2 separate regions of the Homo sapiens genome follow, and region 2 is linked to region 1. Evidence: chromatin contacts called from ENCODE Hi-C or POLR2A ChIA-PET data. All regions are on one chromosome and are shown on one strand. The core of a region is the stretch at or near the end of the contact, and the rest is flanking DNA. Distances in the headings are between cores, read along the strand shown. Region 1 overlaps KLF7 (KLF transcription factor 7). Region 2 holds the start of MYOSLID-AS1 (MYOSLID antisense RNA 1).

Region 1 (4,438 bases), core at 402-2,901:
CTGGACAGAGTGTTTATTGATGCTGTTCATCTTTTTAAATGATGTCAATGTGATAGTATAGTAATTTATATAAATAGAAGCCCTAATTCAAGGTCAGGCATATCAGCAGGATAAAATTTAATACCTCAGTGTGGAACTGTAGGGGGTTCATCAACCACTTTCAACCTGCTAGTGCCATAGATAAGAATTCTTTGAATTTATACAATAGCAACTGAAATGGGGCGATTTTAAGACATTAAAGGGCCTTTAATATGCCGAGACACATGGCTGCTAATGAAGTTTATCCATGTGTTGAGGCAGAAACTCATTAAACCCCGATTATGGGATGGAAACAAGAATAAGGGTTAAATGTTCAGTTCACAAGGTGGAGAGAGCTGAATAGGAGGGTTTGATAATTTGGATTTAGCATATTCAAGAGCTTAAGAGAAGTTTGAAAAGAAAGGGTATGAAATGAGGTGGTGAAAAACAATCGCTGGGAGAATTTTCTGATTCAGTAAAATCTTAAAACTTTACCACATGGTAATTTAGCAATATGATAACTCCTAACATTTATGAAGATAAATTAATGTAAACATATATTGGGAAGCATGGCCTAAACTCAGCATATACACAGCAAGCACATTTATTTTATCATTATACTATGATAATAAATATAGGCTTTGTGGGACGCCTATTCCAGATGTCCTTTTAATGGATAATTGATAGTCACAAAGCAAATAAGTATGTTAAAATAAGAATCGAGGAGAAAGAAAAGCATGAAATTAATGAGTATTTCATCATAAACAATATTTTCGAACACCCACTGTACATACACTAGTCCCTCTTTATTGCCGAGGACCTCGCTTTTTGACACAAAAGCCTGAAATATGGTTTCATAAAATCATTATATTTGGAACTTGATCTCAGAATATAGTTTGGATGGGGGATGTGGGGGAACTGGGAGGAAGGAGAAGAGAAAAGAGGAATCTCATTTCAGAAAAGGCAGTGAAAGTAATAGAATTTTATAAATTCAAAGGTTTCAAGGGTGGGCGAGTTCTGTTTGATAGAGAAGAAAAGAAGAGGGTCATGAGAAGTCTGTGTAAATGAAAAAATGACATTGAGAAGGCCAAGTGTAAACTTTTAGAAAAACTGTTCCTTTTAATAAATTGATAATGTACAGAGGCTGTTTCTATTATAATATGAGTGTTAATTACCGTCATGATCATGGTTATCCTGTACATATAATATAGGAAGGTTCAAGGAAAGCTATGTGGAGCTTTGTAAAGAGTGAAGGCTAAGATGACGTTATAAGAATTGATGGTAGGCAGGGATTTTCTATGTTTCCTGAAGTTGAAATAATAATGTAGTGATTGTGTTTGAATTAGAAAGAAATGGAGTTTAAGAAACTCACGTGTTAATTTTTTTAAACAAATTGGTTTTGAATGGTCCTCTTTTTAAAAAAATTAAAATATAAGGACAGATGAAAAATAATTGTAAGGTGACCTGTCTTTCTTTGAAAAATATTCAGCTTGAATGTAGTAGAAATTACAGTTGAAACCTTGATAACGGATCCTCAGGAAACAAACTTCATATAAGGAAATTAGTTCTGATGAGTAAATGCAGCTGTTTGGGAATCTGGTCCACCAGGGGCAGAATGTGTCAGATGACACTAAGCTCTGCTGCACGACTCCGGTACCGAATGGAGAACGCCTAACCCTTTCCAGGCAGGCAGTTTCTATTTGTCTTCACCCTGATGGAGGCAAACTGGATAGCCCTGGCCAAACTTGTTTTCTAAAATATGGGGTTTTTTTCTTCTGCATTCCCTACCTAAGTACCTAATATCTGATCCCTTCCTGTACTCTGTCACTTTCTGCCCTGCAGCTTTCCTCTATCCTTCACAGCAGAAAGGATCTGGTAGCAATACACTGTAGACTGTTGTGGTTGGTACACTGTAGACTGTTGTGGTCAGTGGATTATACGTCCATCCACCAGTGTATAACACTTTAATCTTCTATTATTAGTTTTTTAACCTTCAATTAGGGGAAACTTAATAGAATTTCAGTAGTCTGTAAACAGGTAGGGAGACATGATGGGGGAGTGTTGGGAACTGGGATGGCATTCCCCCACTTTACTCCAGCACCATCCCATCTACCCCTCCTCTGCTACTGGATTTTCTACATTTTCTAAAAGTGGCTTCCTTTCAACAATTTGTTAATGTATTGACATGACATTATTAAGCTAAATGTTGGTCGAGGCAAGATCACTTAAAATAATTAAAAGTTGGTGACTTTTTAATGTGCTGGTTATTCAGCCAACCACTGATGGAGTTACTTCTCACTCCTGCAGTGTCCCCATGTTCAGTCACCAATGGGTGGTGAAATAATGGAGGTGAAAGCACTTCAATTATTTAAGGATGTCTGCAATGAGAATAAGCTTAGCATGCTTTGTTCCATATTTCTGTTCACCCTACCTTCTCCTTCAACATGTATGTTTATGGAGCTAGGTGAGCTGGGGACTGACCCGGGATTGGACCCCATAATCTTGTAGGGGAGGAAAGATCAGAATGCCCCATTGCTGGTTCCTTATGGAGCCTCAGTCCAGCTTTGTCCTAAACCAAACTTCCTTGGCATACCCCCCCTTTTTTTTTTTGCAACTGACATCTTTTTTTTTCTTCCCTTCAAAAGTTATCTGCATTCATGTAAGACCCCTTTTATTTTGTTTGCAAAATAAAATACATTTACAGATTAAAACTCCTTTTATATTCTAAACTACTCATCTGGTATTATAAAACATATACTTAGGCTTATTTTGTTGTTTCTGCCTTTAAAATGTATCCGTTTCCATTACTATAACATGTATGGAATTCAGTAAAGTGGTACATATTGTTTTCAGGCAAATAATGTAAAAAGATGTTTTAATCCCAACTTTGTTGGGTCTGCATAGTTTTATCTGTTTCACTAGATGAGCTAAAAATGATAAAAGCTATCAATCATTTTGTTGCAGGCAGGAAACCAGAAGCCATCCTTAGCTGAGAAAGAACTTGACCTCCATGGTAGAGTATTGCCTAGTTAGGTGTCTTAGGGTATCTAATATCTTTCTCTGGAGACCTTGCTATTTTCCTAGCAGGGATGTTTTGTAATAAGGACTATAGTTTGCTCTAATATTGAAGCCAATGTTAAATGAGAGTGGTTCTAGGAGTCTAGCAGTTGCCCTAAAAAATGCAGGATTCTATCTGTGTCTTAATGAATAGAACCAAGAAAAAGCTTGACTCTGGTACATATTTGAGTGTAGAAGAGCACCAAGATATGGTAGGAAATATTTTAGAATAACTGTGCAGTAGTCCTGTTTAAAAGGTTTCTGTCTTCATTTCGTGTGTTTATGTAGTTTAATGTCATCTCATGGAATTCGTTGCTTGGTTATGAACTTATCACATGGTGTTTGGAATCCCCTTACTATGGGATATGCAACATCCTTCACCTGTACTGAACTTCTGTTGCAGAAAGGAAATAATGATCCCTCATATTGAATTCTCAATTGGTCATGAGCCTGTTGAAACTAGTATTGGTATTTTAAAAAGAGCAACAAAAGATACATCTTCCTTCCTTGATATAGGTAATAAGACATTTTATGTTCCTAGTGTTCGGGAGAGAATGTCAGAAAATCAATATGAATAAATTCAAGTACACAGAGGATTCACCCTATTTGAAAATGTAATGTGTGGCAAAATGACGGTATGTATTAAATTTTTTTGTTTCACTTGCACGTAAATATTAGCGTTTAGAAAAGGTATCATAGGCTACTTAAAAATTTAGGCAGAGGGCAATTTGCTGGCTTTTTGTTTTTTTCATTCTTTGTTGTTGTTTAGTGTCTCAAGGCTTACAACTAAACTGAATTTGAAACTAAATACTGTCATTACAGAAGATTTTTCCTGAGTTCCTCCAATTTCTCTGGGGATAAAATAATGGTCGCTGGAAGCAGTGGAGAAACAGTAATTAGGGCAAATAGTAATACTGTGCATGATTGAGGAAAATGTGAGAAGGGGAGGGGGAAAATGCAACAGACAGACTTGTACATCTTGTTACTAGGAAACCACATCAGCATTAAATACAGTGTGCTAATTGGCTATCCTGTTTCTTCCTGGGTACCAGCCTGGGCCTGCTACACAGCTGTTTCTGCTCTTTCTGGTTGCTAGGTAACTGCATCATTTCCCCCCCCCCCCCACCCCCCATTCCACTTTGTATTCTGGAGGGTAATTGGCTACTTCTGCTCCTGGTGTTGCTGCTGGGTACCAGTCTGGGCCTGCTGCTCTGCTGTTTTCCAGAGGGATTTAGTCAGTGGGGAGGGGAGGAAAAGGGAGAGGAAGATATGCTGGCAATTAATGGAGCATAAGTGCAAATTCTACACAATGTCTGGCACCTGCGGCCCCTCATCCTGCCTTCTCAACTAAATCCTTTAGCTA
Region 2 (4,578 bases), core at 627-3,126, 140 kb before region 1:
GGAGAGAAACAAAGACTCCAAAGCTGCTGCTCTCCTTCCCCCACCCTCTCCCTCCTCCCTCCTTTTCTCTCCTCCTGCCTTCACCGCCTTGGATGGAGTCTACTAACTACTAACTGCTCTTACATTTTGGGAAATCTTGTCTAATTGTTCAGGGTGTAAAAATGCAGTGATTTTATCTCAGAAAGGGGCTCTTCCTTTTGGGAGATGTGTGAATCCAGAAGAGAGCAATCTCCATGCCTCAGGGAGTCGGGCAGTGTGTGGATGTGAGTGTGCAAGACACCCAGTGTGCTCCGGCTGGGTACCAGGGCGGCCTGGCGGACATCTTTTGTTCTTGGCTCTTCTGACTGCCGGGAGCAGCAGGACAGCCCACATGCCCGCCCAAAGGAGCTGCCGCTGTTCATCATCAAGATCTGAGGCTTTTATCTGTGAGCCCCAGTGAAGAGGCAAACTGTTGGTGTCCTGCTATCGACTCATAGTCTGCCTCCAAAATAGCTTCAGGATAGGGCTGCTGCTTTTCAGCTGAACTGCTGCCTGTGGACCACCTTGTTATCCAAGGTTCTCACTGAATGGAAGCCGTCCAGAGGCATGTGGCTCTATCCCGAGAGATACAAGAAGAAAGGAGTAAGGGAAGAGTGGCCGAATGAGGGAAAGACAAAAGCAGACTGGCAGATGACAGGGACTAGAGTCAGACAAAGAACTGGGACGTGTGCTTTGGCAAAAAAGCAGGCAGGGCAGTCATTTCCTTGCTTCATCACTGCTAGCTCAATTTACCCATTTTATATACATACAAAATAAACTGTGTCCAAGACTGACCCTGTAGCAAGAACTTGAAATGAGTCATTTCTTCCAATCATTAGTATAAGTCCTACGTTTTTACTAATGCATAAATGAAACAAAGCAGGTGGTGTCTGTTGCAGTCCTGGGAGATACAAATGAGTAAAGGATGAAGACTTACAGATTGACGACGGAAAACAGGATGACAATGTTGAACTTGAGTGTGGGGTTTCCCCAACACCAAGAGGGGATCCATGTACCCCAGGCCATGGGGAAGGGTTTGATTCCTACAGCTCAGATACCATGTTCTGCCCACTTCTCCCTTAGCTACGCAAAGAAGGAAATTGAGGTCATTTTCATAATTTAGGCAAAACTTCCCTTTCCACTTGAATTACTGAGATATTTCGGGCAAACGCAGATTTCAAAAAGAAATTAAATAGCAAAATTTGAGTTTGGGAGCTCATTAACAAGCAGTGAGACTTCCTGTATTGCATCAATTATAAACAATTTGGAGGAAAGAGAGGTTGCTTTTTTCTCTTTTAAAGAAATTATCTGGAAAATTACCCAGGTCTTTGCTTCCTCTTTTTAGATGAGATCTGGACAGGCTGAGTTAAAGACAGTAACCTCATTAGGATGGGTTTAGATGATAAAACCAGAAGAAACCAAGAAGCCCAAACTGCCCTCTGGATTTCCTCCAACTAGCCTTGCCTCTGACGAGTCAGTTCATCTCTCTGCACTAGTATCTTACCACCCCCGCCCCACACACGGAAATGGAGCCAACTTGCTTTGCCACTTTTCTACTTCATAGGAATGCTCTAAAAATTAATATTCACTGTGAAACTAGGAAAGCCACAGAGGAATGATCCTATCTCAATATGAAGCATTATCAGTTTTGTTGTGCCTGCCACTCTCAGTTGGCATTGATACATTGTTCAGAATCTTTCTAAAAACCTCCGTTCTTTTTCCGACCCCAGTGACCGCTAATTGTGGAAAACAATGTACTGGACTATTCAAGAAAGAAATATTTTGCCTGTTCATCGACTCAGCCAATAAGGTTTAAAGTGACTCTGATCATTTTAAGTGGCTCAACGAATGTACCGTATAAGCTATGTACTATTGAAGGAGCTTTAGCCGCTGCAAATCTTATCCTTCCTCCCTCCAGGTTTTCTTCAGTGTCGAAATTGGTATGGAGACGTGGATGGAGATTTGAGTCTTAGGAATTTGGGAAGGTGAGTCATGCTGAGAAGCTATGTGACTTTACTCACTAAATATTTCTAGAATGTCTCCTCACCCTTCCATCCCTAGTCCTCCATCTAAGTCAGGCTCTTATTGTCTCTTGCCTGGATGTTTGAAGCAGTCTTGGGACGGGTCCTCTGGACTCCAATCTTATCTGTTAAGCAACTCTCCTCACTGCTGTTGAGTCTATCCAGAAAGCAGGCTTTATCACGTTGGTGCCATCATTGCCCAGAAAATATAGTCCAAGCTCTCCAGATGGAGGGACTTACATGTTCTCTTAACATCTTAGCTCCCTGTGTCTCTAGCTTCAGCTCCCTCCAGTCCCTGCCTTACAGATTTGTGTTCAACACAAGCAAACTGCATATGCTTCCCCTACTTAGACTGTGCTACTTTTTGCCTTTGGGTCTTTGCTTGTGCTGTTTGCTCCGCCAACAATCTCAAAGCAAGCAGACAGAGCAAACAATGGAGCATCAATAGCTCCTCATTCATCCTCGGGGTCATGTGACACGTACGTTGTCTCCTTTCTCCCCTCCTATGTATTTCTCCAGGGTTGTGGTCTCCTCTCCTGAATTCTCACCCCTGTGATACCCTGGGCAAGTCTATCATTAAGCTGATATGTAAGGTTCTATGGATCTTTATACATGCTTGTCCACCCACTAAACAGTGAACTCTCTGGAGAGAGAGAACTCTCCTCTGGATCTTGAGCAATACCTGGTTCAGGAAGGGGTCCAATATATCGTGAAATACATGCTTCTTAAACAGCTTCCATGTGTAAGGCAACTATGTGCTTGGTGTTTGGGGAATGTTTGTAATACTAAGTTGTTCAAAGAGAAAAACTGTCTAATAAGTACGTCAATGTATACTTGAGTGAATCCTTTATTTTTCTTTGAATGAATGATCCAGATTTATGCAAATAATTAGTTGGGGGGGAACCCTATGTCAACAGCAGGCCATCTGGCAGTGTGATGTCATGGCAGGTTGCATCTCTTTGCTGCCACCATCCTGGAGCCTGGGGCTTTCTTGCAGCTATGGCCTTGAGTGTAGAGATGCACCCGCCCCCCTTCTCTGGAGTTCTCTGCCTTGTATTCTGTTGCCATGGGAACAACCCACTTTCATTCTGGACTTGCTGCATGGGAGAGGGGAACCCTTTACTACAATGGTATAAACGATGAGGATTATTTAAAAAATAAGTTGACAAGGTTAATCATCACCACATGATACTAGTACCACAGATTCTGATTTTGTGAGACTGTAGTTTGTTAGGTGTTTCTGGCAGTACTGAAAATAGATTAGCTAGAAGAATAGAAGATTTGATATACCCTTTGTTTAAATGTCTAACTATCTCTGTGCCTGTGGTGATTCTATTTTTAATGCAAAAAATATTTTTATTCTCTTGAAGTATATGCAAAACCTGTTTTCAGTCAATCCAGTGTATCAAAGAAGGGAATAAAATTTCTAGAAGGAAGGCTGAATGATCTTGCAAGGTGTGGAAGGCTGGGATAAACAAAGATACTAACACCTGTCTAGGACTATGACAAATCTGCTCAAATCTGATAAGAGATTATGTGGAAACATAGTAATGTGTCATTTAGTTACTTTTTTGGAAGAGAGTCAGTTAAAAAAAAAAGAGAGAAATGGCTTGCAGACTTGCTTTTTAAACACCTTTATATATTCAGGTGACCAAGTGCAGATATATATTGCAGGAGCCTAGTTTATAGTTCAGTGACCGCAGAAATGTAACAGAGACATTCCATGTGCTCTAAGCAGGATGTTTTCATCTGGCTCTGTGAGCCTTGCCTCCTTGTAGCTCAACATCTCTCCTTTTTTTCCAGAGAGATCAGGATTCTCTTTCTAGGTGGAATGAGCTCCCCCTTGGACCTAGGCTGAGTTCCTTCCGTCTCTTTACCCAGGCAGCGTCTCTCTCTCCTAGTTTCCAGCTTTTACCCTCAACACAGATTGAGGATTCTGGTTTATTTGAGAGGCAGATGTCTGCTGAGTGTCACCATGCAATGGCGTGGTCCCCTGTCCCTAGCCTCCTCCTGATGCCTGGGTTCCCCTTTGATCAGATATACCTTGCAACACAGGCCCATTTGTCTTCTCTTGGAGGAGCCAGACAAGATTCTCATTTATTCACTCACTATCTGCTATTACCATCTCACAGAGGCACACAGCATGTGTGAGTATCGTTACACCAGGGACGTCATGTGTGGGGGCACAGGCCACAGAGGGGTAGGGATTTGACTGGCAGGCTTATATGTGACAGAATTAATCAGTAGATAGTTTTTCTGCAAAAACAAAGATGATCCTATGCTTACCAGGCATCACTCGCAGCAGCTGTCCTGGGCCTGGCCCTGCATGGTCGGGGGCTGTTCATTTTTAGTTCCTGTGACTCAGCATGTAGCCATACCCGATTGGACTGGAGTCGGGGGGCACCTCATGGGCTGGTCCAGTAGGATTTTGTCCACTGGGATTCTGTACTAAGAAATCTCAATGAGCTAATGAGCAGTGGGAGGTTGGAACAGTCACAGTGGGCCATATCCAGGCTGAGAAGCTAGGAGTAAGTAGAAG

What was found. Hi-C counts contacts between places; a loop is a spot of excess contacts on that map. ChIA-PET counts read pairs that join two places held with the same protein, here RNA polymerase II (POLR2A). Pooled maps may share reads with other maps.
Region 2: a loop to region 1 is called in a pooled map, with 2.4 times the contacts of the local background. The contact joins the promoter of MYOSLID-AS1 here to the enhancer-like site in region 1. A Hi-C loop is called at or near these places in 9 of 50 pooled maps. POLR2A ChIA-PET finds 5 or more read pairs at or near these places in 3 of 52 experiments (BJ, MCF 10A and activated naive CD4-positive, alpha-beta T cell).

The regions. Positions count from the first base shown.
Region 1 is chr2:207,113,369-207,117,806 of GRCh38, reverse strand. The region is part of intron 2 of KLF7 (KLF transcription factor 7); the gene reads left to right. Among named protein-coding and RNA genes, the nearest start is that of MIR2355, 5.5 kb to the right of the region's middle. Within about 2 kb of position 1,651, at least 2 of the 41 ENCODE cell types and tissues checked have a DNase peak (open chromatin) inside an H3K27ac peak, as active enhancers do.
Region 2 is chr2:207,251,614-207,256,191 of GRCh38, reverse strand. It overlaps MYOSLID-AS1 (MYOSLID antisense RNA 1), which reads left to right and starts at 1,876. Exons shown (of 4, transcript NR_110283.1): 1 at 1,876-2,003.